2 separate regions of the Homo sapiens genome follow, and region 1 is linked to region 2. A link is a contact called in ENCODE Hi-C or POLR2A ChIA-PET data. All regions are on one chromosome and are shown on one strand. The core of a region is the stretch at or near the end of the contact, and the rest is flanking DNA. Distances in the headings are between cores, read along the strand shown. Region 1 overlaps LINC00598 (long intergenic non-protein coding RNA 598). Region 2 overlaps LINC00598 (long intergenic non-protein coding RNA 598).

Region 1 (2,738 bases), core at 36-2,535, 51 kb before region 2:
ACACATCACCTCAAGGGCATAGGAAAAAAATGATAAGTATTTCAATATAAAACATTTAAGAACCATTCCTAAATTTAATAAAAAAGCAAGTATTTAGCAAACTACATAACAACATTATTCCACCAAAAAATGGATTTTCAAGAAAAATAAGAATTGGAAACTAATCCTATGAACTTCATTGAAAGACAGTTCTTTTATATTTAAATAATGGTGGAGACAGCAACATTACAGTTTCCCCTTTCTTTTTATTGATTAGTTTTAGCATTATTAAATAGCAACTAATTAAACTGAATAATTAAGAAATCAGACGTGAGATAAGAACTCAAATGTTATTCATATTTTAAAAAACTGAACATCTTTGTTGAACAAGTCTGGTATTTCTGACAAAATGGGATTTTATATCCTTTGAGAGACTTAAGGTCTCTCAAGTTGCTAAGTTTTCAACCAGGCCACTGGTTCCTTGATGAAAACCATAAAACCATTGGCAGATTTCTAAGGGAAGACCTTATCTTCAGGTTTCTGAAATAGAGTTAACATTCTCTAGTCTCTGAAAGACAGAGTTAGTATTTGTAATATTGGCTTTTTTATTTAATGAGAAAAAGAAGGGAAACAAACATTAGATAGGTTAGCTTTCTATTTCACCTACCATTTTTCTCAGAGGGAGCTGCCAGTCATGGTATTCGATATTGTTACCAAGAAAATCTTTGTGTGTGTCAAGCAGCATCCCTGTTTTCAGTGAGAGGTGACCAGATAAACTGGAAAGTATTTTATCTGTCTTTGTGACACAGATTATGTGGTTGTCGTTTTTCACCAACTTTCTTACTAGATCTTGAAAATGGTCTTGGTCCAGGCATGATAGCTCATGCCTGTAATCCCAGCAGTTGGGAGGCCAAGGAGGGTGGATCGCTTGAACCCAGGAGTTTGAGAACAGCCTGGGCAACCTGGTGGAACCCCGTCTCTACAAAAAATATAAAAATTAGCTGGGAGTGGTGGTATGCCCCTGTGGTCCCAGCTACTTGGGAGGCTGAGAAGGGAGGATCTTTTGAGGCCAGGGGGCGGAGGTTGCAGAGAGCTGTGATCACGCCACTGCATTCCAGCCTGGGTGACAGAGCAAGACCTTGTCTCAAAAAAAGAAAGAACATGGTCATGCTGGAGCCAGCATTGGAAGAGATAAACCGCAAACCTGTCGGCTTCCCACATCAGTCTAATTGAGTTGTCTGACAGGAGCTGCCTGGAGGCAACTGAGAGGTAAAGACTATGTCTTCCTGTGCCAAAAACAATGGGGTGTTTAAAATATCCCCCAGGGCATTTTCTGCTCTGTTTTATTTGCCTGGTTAAGAATTCTGCTCCAAGAGAAACAGATTTGACGAAGATCCATGAAGTGAAATTCAACCCTATGTTTCATTTCCTACTTTAACACAAGAAGCTTGGCTTTTGCTTAGTGGGAAAAATTATTCTACATTCAGATGATACTGAGAGATTTCATATGTGTATCTATTTGCCTTCCCCCACCGTGGTGAAGCCAGTGGTTCCAAACACTTGAATCATCAATGGAAGGCCTTGTTAAAACACAGATTGCTGCTCCTCCCCCTGGGTTTCTAGGGTGGGGCCTGAGAATGTATATTTCTAGCAAGTTTCCAGGCAATGCTGGCACACCTAGGCCAAGGGATCCTACCTTGACAACCACTGCTCTAAGCAAACTTGCGAGTTCAGTGAAAATGCTTATAAAAGTTCTTAAATATCTTAGTTGTCTCATAACACAGTTTCTCAGGCATGTGAAAACTGGATCTGAAATGTACAGTTGGAAGCCCAGAATAACATAGGCTGATGGGGCAATCATAGGCAAGTTCCAAATTAAACAGGCTGATCAGTTTCACAGAACACACACCTGAACGACTCCAGTGAATACAGGGTTGGAGGCACCTCAGCTGTGAGGTAGGCTGTGTCATGACTGAAAGCTTGTGTGACATAGGAGTGTGTCTTGCCTTCCAAATGTGGGCTTCACTGCAGCACCTCTGGGGGAGGACATTGTCATGGCTCTAGGAGCTTATGGAAGGGCAACAGCACTGCCGTCCTCAGGCTGAATCACCCATGGCATTAGCTTTGTAGCATGCCTGAGAAGGACCTGGAAGTTATTTCTCAAGCAACTGAAACACACAAACACACATGCTTTTAAAATGCCCATTTTCTTGGAGCTGCCTCTTGTGCCACTTCTTATGGGACTGGAGGAAATGGCTTTGTCTCTACTACTCAGGGTCATGGTATAAAGAAGCTCATTTTCTTTGCCAGCGCTAAGCCTGGCTGAAGAGGCGAAGACCCTTCTCTCCAGCCTGTGCTCAGGAACAGACGGTAGCCTCCGTTACGCAAAGACGGAACTTCAGCAGATTTGTTATGGAACCCAGCACCAGGCTAGAACTTCTGCTGGTCAGTCTTCAGTGCAGGGGTCATACCACAGGGAACAGCACTCAACTTCCTCCTTCAAACTGTGTCCTGAACGACAGGACCTTCAAGCCTCAGGATATACATGGGAGGAAATAAAACTTCTTGATTCCTCCTGTGGCTGGGGGAACCATAGAGAGATCAGTCCCTTGCAACTGTCCCTGGGGACACTTACTGAGCTCCTGGACTGCCAAGTGCTGCTGGCTCCCCATCTGAATACTGGAACCAAATTCAAGCTGGTTTGTCTTTTACTGAGAAGCCTTTGAATTCTTTGAATATGTTCTGACTGGTGTCTAGCC
Region 2 (2,832 bases), core at 91-2,590:
GGCGGGAAGGGCTCCATTCCTCTGCACGGCGCCAGGCCTATCCCTTTCCCTGATTGTTTGGCTGAGGAAAGTTTGGAAAATCTCCAGAAAACAATTGTTAAAACTAATCTGAAACAGGCTGTAAGTGGCATGGGAGAAGTGCGAGGTGTGGACACGGGCAACCCTGCCATGAGATGGAGGTCTCTGAATGTCGAAAGCGAGTGATCTGCAGATGTACAGTGCCCACGGGGCAGTCAGCCTTTAAGGGCAGTGTGGGAACATGCAAAGAACAGGACCCCAGGCTCCCGTTGCAACCAGGTCAGTCCCTGTTTTCAGCACCACTGGGGCGGCCTCATGGGGAAAGAGGGTACAACGGGGCTGGAAGTGAGTTTAATGGGGCTGCGATTCGGAAGCTGAGGGTTTTAGTCCAGCAACTGCTTAGTTGTTCCCGTACAACTTCATGTTGTTAAACTACAAGGTTCAGTCCTTGATCAGTTAAATAGGAACAATGCTGTAAAACCTCTGTCCAATCTACTTCACAAGCCTCCTGGCAATGCACATAAAAGGGCTGCATACATTCCTAAGCTGGGACCAGGAAGGGTGGGAGGCAGACGTTATCCTGAAGACAGACAGAGAGCTAGTCGTCTACATTTTACCATGTCACCTGCCTGGGAACCCTCCGCACTTGCCTGGGCCTAGGGTCCAATGGGCTTCCTGTCTCTGACCAGAGGTCGGGAAACAGCTCTGTGCGGGAGTTGGCCGATCTGCTGAGTGGGGTCGTCCTGGGGTTGATATTTGTTCTTAGCAACAGGCATTTCAAATGCACAATGCATGATTGTAGCCCTTGGAATGCAGCATTTTTGAGCAGCGAAGTACAGGTTGCCAACTGTAAAATATCACCATGTTCACACTGGTTCTAAAGACAAGCGGAGAGAAGGGAATAATTCTATATTAAGACAAACCTTGCAATCTACCCTCCAGAGCCTTCTGGAAGAAATTAGGATCATTTTAAAAAGGGCTGCATTAACACAGTGGGGCATTCATTCCTTTTATTTTATTCCTTACATATTCACAATTGGAAAATTTTTATCATTCTGGAGTTATTAAGTAGTATGGGGGAAGGATTACTTATTTTTGCATGTATTTTTGAAGGAGGCTTTCCTTATTTCTTTTCATGTTAAAAAATTTACCCTTTCTGAAGCCTTTTTTTTTTTTTTTTTTTTTGGCGTATGTGTGTTTCGCAAAACTTGGCACGAGCATGAGAGGCTGACCTTTAACTTGAGGAGGAGGAGGAAGTGCAGTGAGGGGCAGCTGCGGAGGGCGTGGAGGAGGCAGGATGACTCAGTGTCTCTGTAACGCCCTCCTCTCCCCTCTCGGCCCTGGGCCAAGTGTGTCCAACCAGTGCTGCATCAGAGAAAGAAATCCTGCAGAAGTGACCGCTGTGGTAATGACAGCATAAATAGTTCCTCTTTTGAAGTTTTAATGCTCCTGAAGCTGTGGGAGAAACAGTCAGCTTTCAGATTCCTCCCTCGACTACTGGCAAACCGTGAAGAACTGTGTTTTCTCTCCAAGACACACCAGAGTGGTTATAAGGGCAAAGAATGATTGGACTTTAGAAGCCGAAAAAGGACTAGAGGCAGACAAATGGACAGCATTTCAGGGTGGCCCTGGGTTCACAGTGACCTTGAACCTTCACCTAAGTTTTTGGCAGCTGAGTCTCCATAAGAGGGGACAACTGCATTTACTATCGGAGAACTGCAGTTTCTCTCTCTGGCTGAGTAGAGTTGGTCTCTGTCTATGGGGCATCCTGTGGTCATCTCTCTCTGCAATGCAGGAAGCTCTGTCTGCCTGCCCCCTTTCCTACCTAACTGAAATTGAGGGGTAATTGCCTCCTGCACCCATATTTTCGAAATCTCAACTCACATACACACCATCTTTTGCTCTTGACTTCATAACAGCAATAGTAGAATGTCATTATCTTTGTCAGCAATGGCAAAATCAGCAAAATGAGCACTTACTGTGTATAAGCCTGGTCAAAGATAACAGACGCAGAGAGAGAGAGAGAGAGAGAGAGAGAGAGATTCCTTCAAGGGTCTTACAAGGTATTTGAGGATGAGACCATTATTCTTTCCCCAGCACGACACTAAAACTCTTCTCAACAAAGTTGTAAGTGACCTGCTAATTGCCAATCCCAGCAAACACTTCCCAATACCTTCCTGAAATGGTTGACGTGACCTCATTATTTGAACACCCTTCCCTGAATGGCCAAGACAGCACCCTGCCTTGGCTCTCCTGCTACCTTCTCACACCACACCCTGAGGTCAATTCTTCCTCCATCTGTCCCATAAATGTAGCTGCTGTTTCTCAGGGTTCCACCTTTGGTCTTCTTGTCAGTCCTCAATTTTCTTTTTTCTTAGTTACTTTGCCTAATCCTGGAGGATGTGAATTTACATTTTAACACATTTCCTAGAGGTACTGATATAAATCCCAAGCAGTTTTGAGACTCTCTGGACTTCTTCATCCTTCTAGTTCTTAGCATCTGCATCTATAAAATGGGGATGATAATGGTACTTGTTTCATTGGACTGTTGTTAGGATTCTATGTAAAGCACTTAGAAGAGTGCCTGGCACATAGGCAGTTTTACATAAATATCTGTTGTTAAGTTTGGGCAAAGGCCTAATAGAAAATAAGTTTTTGAAGGAAAGTTGGGGCCTTTTGCAGAGACAGATGGTTCTTTCCCCAAATCTAGTCTCTCCTTCTTCCAGAATCCCCCTGTGGCACCCAGTATCCCTGGCCTCTCCATGCTACAACAGTGGCTATGTTTTTCTTCAGTTCAATATAGCTAGAATTGTG

Evidence for each region. A loop is a pair of places that touch in the nucleus more often than their neighbours do. ChIA-PET counts read pairs that join two places held with the same protein, here RNA polymerase II (POLR2A). Pooled maps may share reads with other maps.
Region 1: a loop to region 2 is called in a map of PC-9, with 6 times the contacts of the local background. The contact joins two enhancer-like sites. A Hi-C loop is called at or near these places in 14 of 168 maps with a recorded cell type or tissue (B cell, PC-3, PC-9 and 10 more), 11 of 37 single-sample maps with no recorded cell type and 15 of 50 pooled maps. POLR2A ChIA-PET finds 5 or more read pairs at or near these places in 2 of 52 experiments (PC-9 and activated B cell).

The regions. Positions count from the first base shown.
Region 1 is chr13:40,452,263-40,455,000 of GRCh38, reverse strand. The region is part of intron 5 of LINC00598 (long intergenic non-protein coding RNA 598); the gene reads left to right. Among named protein-coding and RNA genes, the nearest start is that of LINC00598, 27 kb to the left of the region's middle. Within about 2 kb of position 1,285, at least 8 of the 41 ENCODE cell types and tissues checked have a DNase peak (open chromatin) inside an H3K27ac peak, as active enhancers do; they include PC-3, PC-9 and ascending aorta, where a contact is called at or near this core.
Region 2 is chr13:40,401,064-40,403,895 of GRCh38, reverse strand. The region is part of intron 6 of LINC00598 (long intergenic non-protein coding RNA 598); the gene reads left to right. Among named protein-coding and RNA genes, the nearest start is that of LINC00598, 79 kb to the left of the region's middle. Within about 2 kb of position 1,340, at least 25 of the 41 ENCODE cell types and tissues checked have a DNase peak (open chromatin) inside an H3K27ac peak, as active enhancers do; they include PC-3, PC-9 and ascending aorta, where a contact is called at or near this core.